Regions from separate parts of the Homo sapiens genome. Here region 2 is linked to region 1. The links are chromatin loops, found by intact Hi-C in ENCODE. Cell type or tissue: mammary epithelial cell. All regions are shown on one strand. Each heading gives the region's core, and the rest is flanking DNA. Links, peaks and the distances in the headings are about the cores only. Region 1 has its middle 42 kb from the start of CDYL-AS1. Region 2 has its middle 180 kb from the start of LINC02533.

The links. Peaks named below come from ENCODE experiments on the same cell type or tissue, not always from the same donor. Only the 100,000 strongest peaks of a DNase experiment are listed, where the experiment ranks them.
Region 2: it touches region 1 in a loop (8-fold over the local background); 3 of 110 quality-filtered maps call a loop at or near these places.

Annotation. Positions count from the first base shown.
Region 1 is chr6:4,732,010-4,734,825 of GRCh38, forward strand. It overlaps a transcript of CDYL not described here. Among named protein-coding and RNA genes, the nearest start is that of CDYL-AS1, 42 kb to the right of the region's middle. RefSeq lists enhancers at 7-897, 898-1,787. In mammary epithelial cell, for the core only: no CTCF peak of the experiment used is centred there; DNase peaks (open chromatin) are centred at 1,132 and 2,452; H3K4me3 peaks cover 258 bases; H3K27ac peaks cover 1,028 bases.
Region 2 is chr6:4,311,898-4,314,713 of GRCh38, forward strand. No RefSeq gene overlaps it. Among named protein-coding and RNA genes, the nearest start is that of LINC02533, 180 kb to the right of the region's middle. In mammary epithelial cell, for the core only: a CTCF peak has its summit at 1,212 (motif pointing right); DNase peaks (open chromatin) are centred at 1,294 and 1,664; H3K4me3 peaks cover 147 bases; H3K27ac peaks cover 1,824 bases.

The sequences.
Region 1 (2,816 bases), core at 15-2,514:
ATTTAAAAGTAATATGTAGAGTTGATTTAAAATAGGAAAAAATGACTGGGCATGGTGGTCCATCCCTGTAATCCCAGCACTCTGGGAGGCTGAGACAGGAGGATCACTTGAGCCAAGGAGTTTGGGACTGGCCTGGGCAACATAGCAAGATCCTGTCTCTACAAAAAGTACAAAAATTAGCTAAGCATGATGGTGCATGCTTGTAGTTCCAGCTACTCAGGAGGCTGAGGCGGGAGGATTGCTTGAGCCCCAGAGATTGCAAATGTAGTGAGCTCTGATTGTGCCACCGCACCCCAGCCTGGGCAACAGAGCCAGACCCTGTCTCTAAATTAATTAATTAATTTAATTTAATGGGAAGAAATGTCTGGGCACTGCGGCTTATGCCTGTAATCCCAGCACATTGGGAGGCAGAGGCTGGAGGATCACTTGAGGCAAGAAATTCAAGACCAGCCTGAGCAACATAGCAAGACCCCATCTCTACAAAAACATTAAAAAATAAAAAATTCACTGGGCATAGTGGTGAATGCCTGCAGTCATAGCTACTCAGGAGGCTGAGGTGGGAGGCTTGCTGGAGCCTGGGAGGTTGAGGCAGCAAATGAGCTCTGGTTGCACCACTGCACTGCAGCCTGGGCAACAGAGAGAGATCCTGTTTTTTAAAAAAAAAGAGGGGGGGATTGGGGGGGAATTCTCAGTATCCCTTCAATTTTGAGGGGAAAAAAGGTAATAAGAAAAAACAAGGAGAAAGCAATAGATAAGCAAATGAAAGGGAGGAAAACAGATTCAAGTTTGAAAAGGAAAATGAAAGAAAAGATAGCGGCCTGGAAGACAGGCAGAGATAGGAGGATTAGATGGAGTATTTGGCTGAACAGGGACAACAGAGGTGGTGAGGAGTCCCTGCGGCGCTGCAGAGTGGGAGAGAGCGGAACAGTGAAAGCTACTTCGGATCCTCCAAGAAACGTCAGCAAATCCATCCTATTCCTCAGCATTCTGCTTCAGCCACCTAAGGCAGTCAGCCTCCCACTGCCGTTCAGCCTGTGTGGCCCAGAGCCAGGAAGCACGTTCCCTCGCAGCTCTGGGTACAGATTCCCTATACACATGAGTGTCTCCCTCCCGGTGACTCAGCTGCTGTGCTTTCCTCTCCTTCCCCAGGGCCTGAGCAGTAGCCTGCCTGATGATGATCAAGCAGAGCCCTGCAAGTTTCAAGAGGAATGTCAGTGACTCTTCACTGAAACCCCCCAGGTAGGCATGCAGTGACAATCCAGGGCTTTCCTGGACACATTGCAATCCTAACCTCAGGGTAAAAGCCATGTCCCTGTTCCGCCACAGCATGGCAAAATCAATTCCAGTTGGATTAAAAAGTTACATGTTTTTAAAAAAATGAAACCGTAAAAATGTATGTGACTCAGATAAAGTAAAAAAAAAAAAAAGAAAAAAGTGAGTGGTTATGTGTTTTTAAAAAGACAGAGATCAAATGGATAAATATTACACAAGACTAGTCTAAATTGTTTGGTGTACACCATGAAATACTTTTTTCAACCTCTGGCTCCAAATCTCCAAACTTTTGTCCCCTTCCTTACTCCTTGTGCTGAACAGACAGCCTTTTAGTCACTCAGTTTTAAGAGAAACTTCATTCTGGTCATTAAGACTCCATCTCAGGTATGAAAATTTCAGTAAGTGAAGGCAAAGATTAATTTTATATTCGTTTAAAGGCTTTTCCCGTCCACCTAAGGCCAGGCTTGCAGTCCCTGTTCTGGAAGGTGGGCTGTTTGCTCTTTCTGCATTTTACTCCTCTTCTCCTCTCTCTCTGCAGTTTCTTTTTCTTTTTCTTTTCTTTTCTTCTTCTTTTTTTTTTTTTTTCTTGAGACAGAGTCTCACTCTGTTACCCAGGTTGGAGTGCAATGGCACAATCTCGTGTCACTGCAACCTCTGCTTCCTGGGTTCAAGCTATTCTCCTGCCTCAGCCACCCAAGTAGCTAGGATTACAGGTGATGGCTAATTTTTGTATTTTTTAGTAGAGATGGGGTTTCACCATGTTGGCCAGGCTGGTCTCGAATTCCTGGCCTCAGGTGATCCATCCGTCTCAGCCTCCCAAAGTGCTGGGATTACAGGCATGAGCCACCACGCCCAGCCCTCTCTCTGCTGTTTCCCCTCTGGCGTTGTCGGGAAGGGAGGGGAAAGGACTAGGGGAAAGGTGCCTTTATGTAAGTCATGCAGCTGTCCTGACAGTCAAACTCTCTCTCTGGGAGGGTCCCCTTGTGTGGGCTCAAGAGACCTTTGAGGGTCTCTCCAGGGCACTGTTGTCTGATGCATACTGGGTCATCTCAGAGTCCCACTCCTAGGCTCCTGCCAGCTCTCCCCATCACAGCCTGGGGCACATGATGCAGGGGGCTCCCCACCAGACAGCCAGCCACCTTGGGCGGGTCACCAGCCAGATGGCCTGAGTCACTGTCTGCTGCATTCACTTGGCCCACAGCACATCCTTCCACTCCACATTCCAGATGGGGAGAGTGTAGCTGCTCTCTCTGTCTGCTTTCTCTTCATCCCGCTGGGACGGGCTGCTGCAGCAAGACTTTTGCATTCAGAATTCTCTAGATGAAAAGGAGAGACCAGTTTCTATGTTCAGTTAGACTCCTAATTCAGGAAGGGGAGGGCACAGGGATGGGAAGTTGGGGGATGGGGATGGAGGGAAGATGGGGATGGGGAAGAGGATGGGTCCACCTCTCTCAGAAACTTTCTCATTATTCTGTGCTAGTGTCAGCACCAGATGGGCCTTCAGACCCCAGCATCTCCGTGAGCAGTGAGCAAAGCGGGGCACA
Region 2 (2,816 bases), core at 244-2,743, 420 kb before region 1:
TTATGAGTAGATTGCAGAACACAATTACAGTATTAGAGTATTCTGGGTTTGTCATGTACTCAATTTTACCAGTGGGTTTTATATATTTACACTTTTTTTTGTTTGTTTGTTTTTGCATGTTAGTATTTTTTTCTTTCAGTTTGAAGAGCTCTCTTTAGCATTTTTTGTCAGATGGGTCTGGTGACAAATTCTCACAGCTTTTGTTGTTTGGGAAAGACTTCTCTGCTTCATATTAGAAGGATAGCTCTGTTGGATATAGTATTCTTGGATGACAGTCTTTTTTTTCTTTCAGAAGTTTGAAAATGTCATTCTACCCCCTCCTGGCCTGTATGATTTCCATTGAAAGGTCTGTTGGCTGATCAATTGGAGCTCCTTTATATGTTATTTGCTTCTTTTCTCTTGCTGCTTTTAAGATTCTCTACTTATTTTTTATTCTTGAACATTTGATTAGGGGTAGAACATTTTATTCCAGGGGTAGTCTCATTTGAGTTGAATCTGCTTGGTGTTTTCTGACCTTTCTGTACCTGGTTATTTATTTTTCCTCAAGTGTTAAAAGTTTTCTGTTATTATGCCTTTGAATAAACCTTCTATCCCTTATTCTTACTCAACTCTGTTTTGATCACCAGTAATTCTTAGATTTTGTTTTTTAAGGTAATTTTTTATATCTTTTAGGTGATCTTTGTTTCTTTTCATTTTTTTCTTTTCTGTGCATTTTCAAAAAGCCTATCTTCAACTTAACTGATTCTTTCCTCTGCTTGATATCACCATTCTGCTGTTGAGAGCCTCTGTTGCATTTTTTAATTCAGCAAATGTATTTCTCAGTTCCATGATTTCTGTTTGATTTTTTAATTATTTCAATCTTTTTGTTACATTTCTCTGATAAATTTCTCAATTGCTTTTCTGTGTTATCTTAGAGATTTCTGAGTATTCTTAAAACTGCTATTTTCAGTTTTTGATCTGAGAGCATACATATTGCAGTTTCATTAGGGTCAGTTACTGGTTTATTGTTTTGTTCATTTGGGGAGGTCATGGTTCCCCATTTGCTGTTGTTTTTTGTAGATGTACATTTACATCTTTGCATTGAAGGATTATTTATTTCAGTCTTCTCTGCCTGGATTGTTTTGGGTTTTATTGGATAAGTTTTCCTAGAAATGCTTTGTAATTTAATTGTAGATTATCTTTTTTTTTCCCCAATGATGTTGTTGCCTCTTTTTTGGCACTAGATGGTGCCTTAAGCCCAGGGTTGCCTCAGTTGTAGTAAACAACCAGAGTGCTGCCCATTCCAAATGGGAGAGATCTCAAAGGGGACATCCTGGCAGTGTGGGAAGGCTGGCTAAGAGTTTATGCCCAGGGGACCTGTGGAACAAACCTTCCACAGTGTAGTGCTGCTGCACAGCCACACTAATTTGGCATTTCCTTTGGCCTAGTTACATAGTAAAGCTTCAGGGTCTGGGAATGGTAATACCCCCACCTTTGTCACTGGCTGTAATCAGGGTTATTTCTCCTTTCAGGCACTCCTGATGCTTCCCATGGGTTGAGACAGGGACTGTTGTAGTAGGGAGCCCAAGTTGGTAAAGAAGCTGGTTGTGCACCTCAGTCTCACTTTTTCCAGTGTAGAAACTGTGAGTCAGGGAGAAATTTTTCTCATGCTTGGTGCTGTGCCAGGCAGACTTGGAGGGAAGGGTGTCATGGATACGGTAGTCCTTTTACTATCTGCCCCGAGTGATTTCACAGCTCTGTTGCCCTGGGAACTGTCTCATTCTGATATTTGAGTTCTGGGATATTGCTGGCAATAATCTCAGTACTGTGTATTTGTTTTTGGTTTTTGTGGGGAGAGTGAAACCAGCTTGCTTTTACTCTGCCATTTTGAAATCAAAAGTCCTATTATACTATCTTGATTACTTTAGTAGTGTTATTAATCCAACTTTATTCTTTTTGTTCAAAAATTGTTTTAGCTATCCTAATTCCTTTTCCTTTTCACCTGAAATTTAGAATCAGCATGTGTACATATATGGCTGAACTTTTTATTGGAACTGCAGTAAATTTATAAATGTGTTTGGGGAAAATTTTCATTCTTACTATGTTGAGTTTTCCAATCAATGAACATTGTGTATCTCTGCTTTTATCTAGATCTTTGATTTCTTTGATTTCTTTCATCTGTGTTTCATAGTTTTCAGCATATAGATCCTGTGAACAATCATAAATGCTGTTTTTTTAACATTCAGTTTCAAATTATAATTCCTAGTATATAGAAATGATTGATTTTTATAAACAATTATTTTTCAGTAAAAATAAGTGACTTTTCTTTATAGACTGTTTCTGAAGGATTCTACTTTATGTTCATGGAAATTACACTCTTTTAATCCTGAGATTTTATGGATTGCTGAAGTATATAATTAAATTGTGTAGTCATTATAATATGTACAGGTGGCAGAAACAGGTTGGGAACAAACCCAATCAACTCTTGGTAAGCATACAAATAAAACAGGAAGAGCAAAAGTATATCAGTGTATCACAGTAGACTACTGGGCTATAGGGATTCAGCATGGTCATGAAAAAATAGAGTAAACAGAAGGTCAGTCAGTTAATCTGGAGAGTCAGCTAAGCGAAGGTCATTTAAGAGAGCTTCTACTGAAAGATCTACACAAAAGAGACAAGAAGGCAATAGAAAGGCCCAGTTCCTATGATTGCATTTAAACATAAAACTAATGCTATATCTTGAGAACATAAGAAACATATTTTATACTCGTCACAATATATCTACTGAAGGAGCACTTATAAAGAAGGAAAAATAGCTATTACAATCATGTTTTTGA